Linked DNA regions of Homo sapiens: region 1 is linked to region 2. Evidence: chromatin loops called from intact Hi-C (ENCODE). Cell type or tissue: heart right ventricle. All regions are shown on one strand.

The links. Peaks named below come from ENCODE experiments on the same cell type or tissue, not always from the same donor. Only the 100,000 strongest peaks of a DNase experiment are listed, where the experiment ranks them.
Region 1: a loop joins it to region 2, with 8 times the contacts of the local background. A loop is called at or near these places in 8 of 110 quality-filtered maps.

What each region holds. Positions count from the first base shown.
Region 1 is chr7:27,901,387-27,903,886 of GRCh38, reverse strand. The region is part of intron 2 of JAZF1 (JAZF zinc finger 1); the gene reads left to right. Among named protein-coding and RNA genes, the nearest start is that of TAX1BP1-AS1, 160 kb to the right of the region's middle. In heart right ventricle, no CTCF peak of the experiment used is centred here; no DNase peak of the experiment used is centred here; H3K4me3 peaks cover 394 bases; H3K27ac peaks cover 418 bases.
Region 2 is chr7:27,209,141-27,211,640 of GRCh38, reverse strand. No RefSeq gene overlaps it. Among named protein-coding and RNA genes, the nearest start is that of HOTTIP, 10 kb to the right of the region's middle. RefSeq lists enhancers at 293-793, 794-1,294. In heart right ventricle, CTCF peaks have their summits at 920 and 1,119; a DNase peak (open chromatin) is centred at 1,110; H3K4me3 peaks cover 436 bases; H3K27me3 peaks cover 2,500 bases.

The DNA of each region.
Region 1 (2,500 bases), 690 kb before region 2:
ACAAAGCTTTTGAACTTCAAATGAAGCATAGTTGGATGTGATGTTCTACAGAGGGTCTGCTAGCAGACGAAGTCAGAGCCTTGTGCAACTTGATGAATCTGCCAAGCAGAGAACAGCCCTTAGCTGGATGGAAGGATGTCAGTCCAGCAGCTCATGGCATGGAGGGTCTCCTGTTGCCTGTCCTGCTGGAAAGACCCTCTATAATTTTGTTCTACTCTAGAAATCAAGGCCAGGAAGTAAGAAGAGGTGTATGAGTTTATAGATGGGCCCCAGCGTGTTGTCTAATGAGAGGAACCTTCTTTTTCTGTTCATGAGTAGTTATTGTATCTGTCTTCTTGAATTTGCCTGTGATTGCCATTTAATAGATACCATTGCAATTTAATAGATGCCTGGGCCGGGCACAGTGGCTCACGCCTGTAATCCCAACACTTTGGGAGACCAAAGTGGGCAGATTGCTTGATCCCAGGAGTTCAAAACTAGCCTGGGCAACATGGTAAAACCCCATCTTTACAAAAAGTACAAAAAATTATCCAGATGTGGTGGTGAACGCCTGTAGTCCCAGCTACTCAGGAGGCTGACATGAGAAAATCACACGGCTGCTAGTGAGCCATGATCATGCTACTGCATTCCAGCCTGGGCGACAGAGTGAGCCAAAAAATAAATAAAAATAACATTAATGCCTGCAGAATCAGTAAAGGTGGCTCTTTGCTTTCAGAATCAGCAAAACTCATGATGGCAGTATTTAAAATCCTAATATTCCGTGCCCCAAAGTAACCAAATGCTAGTGTAGATGGCAGAAGGTGAAAGGTTTGCGAGTTAAGATTTCCAGTACAAGTGTTAGTCACTTCTTTTTTTTTTTTTTTTTTTTTTTAAGACGGAGTCTCGCTCTGTCGCCCAGGCTGGAGTGCAGTGGCGCGATCTCGGCTCACTGCAGGCTCCGCCTCCCAGGTTCACGCCATTCTCCTGCCTCAGCCTCCTGAGTAGCTGGGACTACAGGCACATGCTGCCATGCCTGGCTAATTTTTTGTATTTTTAGTAGAGATGGGGTTTCACTGTGTTAGCCAAGATGGTCTCGATCTCCTGACCTTGTGATCTGCCCATCTCGGCCTCCCAAAGTGCTGGGATTACAGGCGTGAGCCACCGTGCCCAGCATGTTAATCACTTCTTTTATGAACCAGGAACCTGACATTTGTTAAGCACGAAGTGTCAGGCCCTGTTCTAAGTGCTTTATGAATATTAACTTACTTAATCCTCACCACAACCCTTGGTCGGACCTGTCATTGTCACCATTTATAGATGAGAAAATGGCAGCACCGAAAGGCTAGGTAGGTAACTTGCCCAATGTCATCACACAGCTAGCAGGGCATGGATCAGGGATTTGAATCTAGACAGTCTACCTCCAAAGCCCACCCTCTTAACTGCTACACTAATATATTCAGACTCCAGACCATGACCTCCCAGGGGGTCAAGAAGTCAATGTGGTGGTCATGACCATCATATTTTGTTAAAATGAAATAGAACAGGAAAATGACAGAGTATATCACATGTAGTAAAGATTGTTTTGTGAAATTTCTGTTTCAGATATTTATATTAAAATGTCTTGTCCTTGAGTCCAGAAATGTTTCATTATTCATAATTTTTTAGATTTCATAAAGATAATATAGTAGAAATACTTCATATTACATAATACCCCCATTAGGGTCTGGGGCAGCCCCATATAATCACGTACATTAATATTTATACAGTGAAACACATGAATATTTTCAGTAAATACAATAAAATCTGTAAGTAGCCTTTCACCCAGTCAGGTTAGTTTGCCTTCCAATGATGTTTTAGTGCCAAACTTTATTTTTAAAAAATTTCAGGTTTCAGAGCTTTGGAGATCTCAAAATTGCAGGTTGCAGGCCTATTTATACATGTGAGCGCACCAGGTCGCACCGTGAGATACGTTTCTTATAATGGGTTGAAGTCAAAACAAAGTTTGAAAAATACTGCACAGTGCTATTGCTGGAATCATTCACTGTTAGAACTGGGAAGGACCCTAGCAGTGATGTATTCCATATATCCATAAAACCAAATCTCAATTTTAACAGGTAGAAAAACTAGGACCACAAAAGTGAATACAGTGACTCCCGGAGGCCACCAGTTTCTTTGCCCCAGAACAAGCCTCCTGGCGACATGCAGTGCAGGCCTCTGGACCATGTGTCCTCTCCAGAGTCTCATAATCACAGCCACATCACACCACACATCTTGGAGTTTTCAGTTTTTTCTGAGACTGCAGTTTCAAGTGGTCACTTCAGTTTCTGAGTTCTCTGATCCAGTGAAAGCCAAGTGATTTTTTTCCCCAGCAGGTCACTTAGACTCAGGTGTTTTGGCCATGGAGTGAGGTGGCAATGGAGTCTCTGCCCAGGTTCCAGCAAATAGTGTACATTTCCTGAGTTTGTGGTTGAAACTAGTCTCCCTGGACCAGCAGTTGACATTTTCCCCCTGTGGAGTTATA
Region 2 (2,500 bases):
GTATAACCTCAATAGCTAATACATACAATTGGTGCACTTCACAAACACTACAAAAAGATTTTATAGAAAAAAAATTCTCTACTCAGATCCTCTGAACACCAGTTCTTCCCAGGGGAAGCACTGTTACTGATGACTTGTCTGTCCTTCTAGCCCTTTTGTACATTCCTTCTTTTTTAAAAGCACAGTGGTAAGCTCTCACTACATATGCTGCCCTGTTCTTGGAGCTTTTCCTAAATACTGCCCATGACAATTCTCCATGACAGGTATACTGGCTCAGAAAGATATGCTCATCCCAGATAAAATTGAAGCCAACCTTGTCTAGCCTGACACACAGAAGGGCTGCTTTAGCCTGGGTTCTAGATCCTGGCCCACAGTTAATGGGTTTGGTGACCTTAAAAACAGTCAGCTAACTTGGCCGCAACATCATTACCAGCACCCCCTTTCTCCCTAGGGGAGCAGAGCCATGGGGAGGAGGCAATAAGGCACTGACCATGACTAGACCTTCAACCAGTTTCTGGAGTCAGGGGAAATTGAAAGTGCTTCTTGGAATTTTTAACTATTCTGTCTAGCAGCTATAAAAACTGTGCTCAGGTCATTAGCCCACCCTGAGTGTCTACCTCCGATCCCATTTCCTTAGTCCTCTTTGGAGCTCGATGGGGTGGCCCTGGGCCTGGCCCCCACCCAGGCCTGACAGAGGCAGGAGGGTATGGCGGGGGCCTAGGGCTTTGCCCCAGACCTTGGACCCCGCAGCGTCTGCCAGGAGACGTCGGAGGAAACGCTTTTACCACCTGGGCGACCTTGACTGCAGCCGATTAAAGTTTAATCCGAGGTGTGTGCTCAGACTTGCCATGTTATTTAAACACATCAAAGGTCATAAAAAGATTCCAATGGCGTGAGCCGCTCCGACGCGGGCCCGCAGGGAGCCAGCATTTGATTCTGGTGGATTTCCAGAGCCAGGATTTAGAGCGCAGGGCGGGAAGGGGAGTATAGGAAAAAAAGGGAAAAGCCAGCTTTCACAGAGGAATGCTAGACTTCAAAAAGCGGCAGGGGAAACCGAGTCTCGGCCCGAGGAGCAGAGACAGCGCCCTTGAGTTCCGATTAACTGGGAAGACATCTAGTGGGAAGAGGTCGCAACTGCAGCGGTGTCCTGCGAGCATCCTCCGCCGCCGCCCACAGCGACTGCAACCTCCTGGATTGGATGGGGGTGGGAGGCCTCAAAGAGAAGCCTCTCTCTCCCTGGCCTCCCCGTCGACAGTGGAGTGCTTACTTTATTGCCTGCGTGATTGCAGGGCTGGGTCTGGGTTCCCACCCAGGGCAGAGACGCTATTTCCACCTTGACAAGAAAGATCTAGCTGTCCACCGAAAGCACAGGGCCCAGGATGCCTGGATTCCCATCTAACTCTTCCTGGGGCTCCTGATCCTAATGCGGGCAAATCCCTGGAGCGCCCATATGTAGGTTCTCCTGGAGGGTGCAGAGTGGCTCTGGGGACCAACAGATTGCTGCAGAAGTTAAGTGAGTCCAGAGGCTGGCATGCAAAACCGCTGGAGCTACAGACTGCTGCCCACGAGGCCTTTGGCAAAGCACAGGAGCCTAGCTTCTTAGGATTCGAAGGTGACATTTTCCCCATCTCTGCCGTGGGGCCATCTGGCCAGATCTGATCCTGGCTGCCTTCTTGCATCCAGATTCTAATTTCTGTGAAGGATTGGCCTCTCTCACAACCCCATGGAAATGAGCCCCACATATAGAGAGCTGGCTCTTATCTGAGCTCCTCTGGCCCCACCAGCACCTCCTAACCTTATGGCCAAAAGATAGAGAATTCTGTGCAGGCCTCTCCATGTGCCTCTGAGATGCTCACTGCAGGTTCTCTATTGGGTGCCTTCGCCTGCTTCAAATGGGGTCCGCCTTGTAGGGGTGTGCCTCCTTGCTGACCACTTTGGCTGAGTCTGAGTCTGAGTTCTCTCCTTCAGTCTTTTTTTTTTTTTTTTTTTTTTTTGAGACAGGGTCTCACTCTTTCGCCCAGGCTGGAACATAGTGGTACTATCATGGCTCACTGCAGCCTCAACTTGCTGGGGATCAAGCAATCCTCCCACCTCAGCCTCCCCAGTAGCTGGGACCACAGGCACATGCTACCACACCTGGCTAATTTTTGTGTTTTTTAAAGAGACTGGGTTTCTCCATGTTGCCCAGGCTCTCTCAGTCTATTAGTTGTGGCATTAGATCATCCTAGAATTGTCAGGAAGAGTGGCACCAGTATACTCCTTTTGGGAATGATATAGAAGGCCAAGGAACCATGCTCCACATTTCAATGTATGAATCCCAGGACATTGTGGAGCCCCCACAGGCAGCTCTACCGATAGAGTTTCCAGGGCTTCTGTAGGAGGCCCCCCACCCTGTCATGCTCAAGTCTCTGGGACCTAGCATCGGCCAGGCCTCTGGGAAGCGGCCTCTTCCTTTTCCATTTTACCCATCAAGTTGCCTACCCATACTCCTCCAGGGTTC